Regions from separate parts of the Homo sapiens genome. Here region 1 is linked to region 2. The links are chromatin loops, found by intact Hi-C in ENCODE. Cell type or tissue: OCI-LY7. All regions are shown on one strand. Each heading gives the region's core, and the rest is flanking DNA. Links, peaks and the distances in the headings are about the cores only. Region 1 has its middle 5.2 kb from the start of RAB35-AS1. Region 2 overlaps GCN1 (GCN1 activator of EIF2AK4).

Region 1 (2,914 bases), core at 214-2,713, 69 kb after region 2:
TCAGGGCTGTGCCCCGCAGTCCCACAAGAGAAAGCTGTGGGTTTTGAATGTATTTACATTAGATCTTTCTTACCACTTGGGTTCCCACAAAAAAGGGAGCTAGGAAGCTGGGGTGCAGGATTCAATCTAGCATTTCGCAAATATTTTGCCCTCAAGACTCCTTATTTATTTACATGCAGGGTACTGCTCTGCCGCCCAGGCTGGAGTGCAATGGTGTGCTCATGGCTCACTGCAGCCTTGAACTCTTGAGCTCAAGTGATCCTCCTGCCTCAGCCTCCTGAGCAGCTAGGACTACAGCCACACACCACCACACCTGCCTAATTTTGTTTGTTTTTGAGATGGAATCTCACTCTGTCGCCCAGGCTGGAGTGCAGTGGCGTGATCTTGGCTCACCGCAGCCTCTGCCTCCCAGGTTCAGGTGATTCTTGTGCCTCAGCCTCCAGAGTAGCTGAGATTACAGGTGCCCGCCACCATGCCCAGCTAATTTTTTTTTTTTTTTGTATTTTTAGTAGAGATGGGGTTTCACCATATCGGTCAGGCTGGTCTTGAACCCCTGACCTCAGGTAATCCACCTACCTTGGCCTCCCAAAGTGCTGGGATTACACGTGTGAGCCATCGTGCCCAGCCTGGCTAATTTTTTAAATTTTTTTTGTAGAGATGAGGGTTTCACTATGTTGCCCAGGCTGGTCTTGAACTCCTGGCCTTGAGCCATCCTCCCTCCTCAGCCTTCCGAAGTGCTGGGATTACAGGTGTTTGTCACTGTGCCCAGCCGGGATCCTTTTATATTTTGAAATTTTTTTGAGGACACCAAAGAGCTCTTGTGTATACCTATCTTACCTATTGATATTTAGCATCTTAGGAGTCAAAACCAGGCTAGGCACAGTGGCTCATGCCTGTAATCCCAACACTTTGGGAGGCTGAGGTGGGAGGATGGCTTGAGGCCAGGAGTTCAAGACCAGCTTGGGCAACATAGTGAGACTGTTGTCTCTACAAAAAATTTAAAAATTAAAAAAAAAAAAAATAGCAGCCAGACGCAGTGGCTCACACCTGTAATCCCAGCACTTTCAGAGGCTGAGGTGGGTAGATCACCTGAGGTCAGGAGTTTGAGACCAGCCTGACCAACATGGCAAAACCCCGTCTCTACTTAAACAACATAAATATTAGCTGGGCATGGTGGCATATACCTGTAATCCCAGCTACTCGGGAGGCTGAGGCAGGAGAATTACTTGAACCCAGGAGGTGGAGGATGCAGTGAGCCGAGATCATGCCACAGCACTCCAGCTCCCACCTGAGTGACAGAGCAAGACTCTGTCTCAAAAGAAAAAAAAAAAGCCAGGCATAGTGGTGTGGTGGTGTGTACACCTGCAGTCCCAGCTACTCAGGAAGCTGAGGTGGGAGGTTCACTTCAGTCCAGGAGGTCAAGGCTGCAGTGAGCCATGATCGTACCACTGCACTCCCAGCTTGGGCAAGAGAGAGACTCAGTCTCAAAAACAAACAACAACAACAAAGCAAAACTGTTCAAGTGGCATTGTTCCACATTTTTTTAGGTTTCTAATGTCTGGATTCGCATGTCAGCTCTGCATTTGGTCTGTTGTATCACATGTCATGTAGGCTCTGGCAAACACTGTACAGTCATAAGCAAATGAAAGTGAAAAAGGCAAATCACATCTTAGTATTGTGAACATGTTTTGACTCTGAAGATCCTTTGAAAAGGTCTTAGGGAGCCCTGCGGGTCCTCAGACTACACTTGCAAAACCACTGATTTAATAATATAAAGGTTGAGTGAGAAAATTCCTGCTAAACGGTTTGGAGTCAGGGGAAGAAGCTGACCCTGAGTTAGACCCCAAGTTTGGCCCACACCCCAAAAAGTGAACTCAAGAGAGGGTTCAACTAATTGTATCTGACATTCTGTCCAACTCTCACACTGTGTGTGTGGCTTCACTTTAATTCAACAGGTATCAAGCACCTACCAGGCACTGGGTCTCCAGAGGATACAGATAAAGAGATGGTCCCTGGAATCATGGAACTTACATTCACTTGATTTCTGGGGGCTACATCAGGGCAGGGCAAGGCCCACTGCCAAGTCTCTTGGTGTGGCATCAGGCTTGCAGGTGTGGGAGAAAGGGCCCGTTTCCACTTCCATCAGAGGGAGACACCAGGCATCATATCATATCCTCTCTTCCTTCCCTCTTGGACCAGTATGCTGAGTGGTCCCCATCTTGCTCCTAATTTAAAGTCCCTGTCGGTCAGTTTACCTGCCTTCTCTGAGTTCTGATTCACCACCCACTGCTTCCTTCCTGGATGATCACAGCACACGTTCCCTCCCTTGCTACCTAGCACTCAGCAGCTTTGAAGTCCATGTTGCTGTCTGAAATAATGGATTTCACAGGTCCCTCCAACCTCCACTGCACTGATCTTCATCCCTGACACTGCTACCCTTGAGGGCCTGAGGTCCCCCTCTCCTTTACCCACTTAGCCTTCTGGTTGGTGACACTTTACTTCCCAAAGCTCTTTGAAGCGCCCTTAGCTCATCTTCCCTCCAAATATTCACTCCTTATTATTTCCTGGCTGCTAATCCTCTGCTTCCACTATCCTGAAAAATACTTCATGAGCCCCACTGCTCTCACCACCAAGCATTGTTTCTCTTGTCATCCACTGCCAAACTTCCTGCCACCTCTGTGGCTCCACTGCCTGCTTCTGCAAACCTCAGCGTGCTCCCTGCTTTACTTTTCTCCTTGGACATACTTGGTGCCTGTATTCTCTATCAGAATATAAGCTCTATGAAAGCTGGGATTTTAAAATTTTACTTACTGCTGAATCCTCAGCTCGTAGATCAATGTCTGGCATAGTAGGCCCTCAAGTATTTGTTGAATGAGTGAATGACTTGTTCCCCACTAAACTGTAAACTCCGTGA
Region 2 (2,914 bases), core at 152-2,651:
GAATTCTGTATTTGGCCAGAACATTTTCATACTTGCAAGGAGTTTACAAAATGGAGGCTGTGCTTCACCCAAACACAAGAAAGTACATGTTCAGGGTGATAAACTGTGCCCCAGCTGTAGAGGATCACATGCCTAATTGGGGCAGGTCAGAAAACTCTGGGAGAGATTTCCTTAGGAAGGTGGAATTTGATGGAATACCTGATCTCCCTAAATGTACTGAGATTTAGACAAATGGCAAAAAGTTTGGGTTTTAATTATTTATAAGAACAGATAAAACAAGTCAAACTGAAGTGAGGTGGGAAAGGGTAATTATTAACACCAGGGGCATAAAAAAGCTGGGAAGAATCAGAGTTTATTAAATGGATGTTGAATGCCATTTACATATAATGTAATCACTGACTACTGACCTAGCCTGTATGTGAAACTGGGGACTTCCACTGGGGAAATGGGGAGGGTGTGCGATGGGGTCACAGCAGGAAAGGGAGCTGTGGTGGAAAGGTAGCAAAACTGAAAAATCAAGAAGCACATGCAAGTTACCTCCATATTTAGAGATACTTAGATATATGGAGGTAACTACCCAAATATCCACCAGATCAACCTAAGGGTTGCCCATGGAGAGTGAGGGCAAGGGACTGGTTTTTATGGCAGACTTCTCAGAACTCTTTGGTTTTGACTCTGTGTGCATCTATGACTATAAAAACAAAAGACATTTTAAAGTTAAAACTACATTATTTATGTAGAAGACAGTTTTGGACATCAGTTTCTTTTATTCATTGCCAATAGAATTATGGCAGGGATTTAAGCACGAAAAACTCAGCATTATTTTATTTCTGTGTGTACGCTTGACTCTTACGCTACTGATAAGGCCTGCCTTTGAAATACCCTCAAAAGAAAAACATGATAACCCCACTGTGTTAAGTTACATGAGCCTTATCATGCCCTGCTCTACGGCTTATGAATCCACAACCTGTCCACTTGGTAGCTTGTAGAATATTGCTCAAGAGCAGATTTTCAGGGATGTTTGCAAACTGCCCCCCATCACTGGGTCTTATGCTTATGTCCCTATGCAGGGGACTGCAGCTGTGGTAACTCGATGGCTGTTGAAAGCTAAAGATTTGTTAGCATCAGTTTATAGACCTGTTTGGTTTCAAAGTTAGTTTCAAAAACGCAGGTGCTGTGGCTCTCGACCCCACTCTGAGCAGTGACTTCCTCTCTTGGAGATGGTTTCTTCATCGCCTATAAAATGGGGATACTGATGCCTCCCTTGCAGGCTTTTTGGTAGTAGTAGCCAACTTTTTGCTTGGGATGAGAGTAGATGCACCTTATACGCAATCTCATTTAAGCTCCATAACAGTCATATGAGGTAGCTGCTATTGTCCGCATCTTATAGATGAGAAAACTGAAGATTGGGGGAGTGACATTATTTGACTAAGTTTCTACAGCTAGTAAAAGGCAGAGCTGGGATCCAATCTCCTAACCTTTCCCCCTTTAGCCAGTGTGCTTATCCTCTGCCAGTGAGTTGCCAGGATGCTGACATTCCCTTTATGGGGAGGTTAAAGTGAGATAATGTAAAGGGAACATAGTTGGCACGTACCAGGCCCTTGCTAGATTTTGGGTAGTTCTGAAGGGATATTTTCTTTTCAGAGGTCTTTGCCTTTCCTCTTATTGCCAAAGTTTAAATAAGGTATATTGATTTGTTGACTAGTTGAATTAAAGCAGTACATCTCAAGTGGGAGTGATTTTGCCTGCCAGGAGACATTTGACAATGTCACAACTGGGGCGGGTGGGGAAGGTGGGCTGCTACTGACATCGAGTGGGTAGAGACCTGGAATGCTGCTAAAAACACGGCCCCCACAACCAGAATTACCCGGTGCAAAATGTCACCAGTGGGGAGGTTGAGAAACCCCAGGTTAGAGAGATCCCCAAATTCTACACCCACCCCTCAACACACACACTCATAGTTTTATAGTCTGACTAGTGAATTTTTCTGTTGCTTGGCCTTCACAGGTTTCCGAGACACTAAAGCGTTTTGCAGGGAAGGTGACAACAGCCAGTGTAAAGGAACGGAGAGAAATCCTCAGTGAACTTGGGAAGTGTGTTGCTGGAAAAGGTATTTATTTTTCATCCACATACCCTGGACAATATTCATTGTTTTTCTTTCTTTCTTTTTTTTTTTTTTTTTTGAGACAGAGTCTCTCACTGTTGCCCTGGCTGAAGTGCAATGGCACGATCTCAGCTCATTGCAACCTCCACCTCCTGGGTTCAAGCGATTTTCCTGCCCTCAGCCTCCCGAGTAGCTGGGATTACAGGTGCCCATATCATGCCTGCCTAATTTTTGTATTTTTAGTAGAGATGGGGTTTCTCGAATGACAGTGTTCCATATCAAAAATAAATTTTGTGGTTTTTTTTGTGTTTTTTTCTTCTTTTTGAGACAGAGTCTCACGATGTCACCCAGGCTGGAGTGCAGTGGCACGCTCTCGGCTCACTACAACCTCTGCCTCGCTGGGTTCAGGCGATTCTCATGCCTTAGCCTCTCCAGTAGCTGGGATTACAGGTGTGCGCCACCACACCCAGCTAATTTTCGTGTTTTTAGTAGAGATGGGGTTTCACCATGTTGGCCAGGCTGGTCCTGAACTCCTGATCTTAAGTGATCCGCCTGCCTCAGCCTCTCAAAATGCCGGGGTTACAGGCACGAGCCACTGGGCCCAGCTGAAATTGCCTTTCTTTAGAACCATGGCCTTGGCCAGGCACGGTGGCTCACGCCTGTAATCCCAGCACTTTGGGAGGCTGAGGTCAACAGATCACAAGGTCAGGAGTTTGAGACCATCCTGGCCAACATGGTGAAACCCCGTCTCTATTAAAAAAAAAAGTACAAAAATTAGCCAGGTGTGGTGGTGTGCACCTGTAATCCCAG

Evidence for each region. Hi-C counts contacts between places; a loop is a spot of excess contacts. Peaks named below come from ENCODE experiments on the same cell type or tissue, not always from the same donor. Only the 100,000 strongest peaks of a DNase experiment are listed, where the experiment ranks them.
Region 1: a loop joins it to region 2, with 4 times the contacts of the local background. A loop is called at or near these places in 25 of 110 quality-filtered maps.

The regions. Positions count from the first base shown.
Region 1 is chr12:120,120,602-120,123,515 of GRCh38, reverse strand. No RefSeq gene overlaps it. Among named protein-coding and RNA genes, the nearest start is that of RAB35-AS1, 5.2 kb to the right of the region's middle. In OCI-LY7, for the core only: no CTCF peak of the experiment used is centred there; DNase peaks (open chromatin) are centred at 1,365, 1,635 and 2,297; H3K4me3 peaks cover 1,648 bases; H3K27ac peaks cover 2,287 bases.
Region 2 is chr12:120,189,494-120,192,407 of GRCh38, reverse strand. GCN1 (GCN1 activator of EIF2AK4) reads left to right here. Exons shown (of 58, transcript NM_006836.2): 2 at 2,008-2,110. Among named protein-coding and RNA genes, the nearest start is that of GCN1, 3.8 kb to the left of the region's middle. In OCI-LY7, for the core only: no CTCF peak of the experiment used is centred there; DNase peaks (open chromatin) are centred at 487 and 1,137; H3K4me3 peaks cover 1,641 bases; H3K27ac peaks cover 2,410 bases.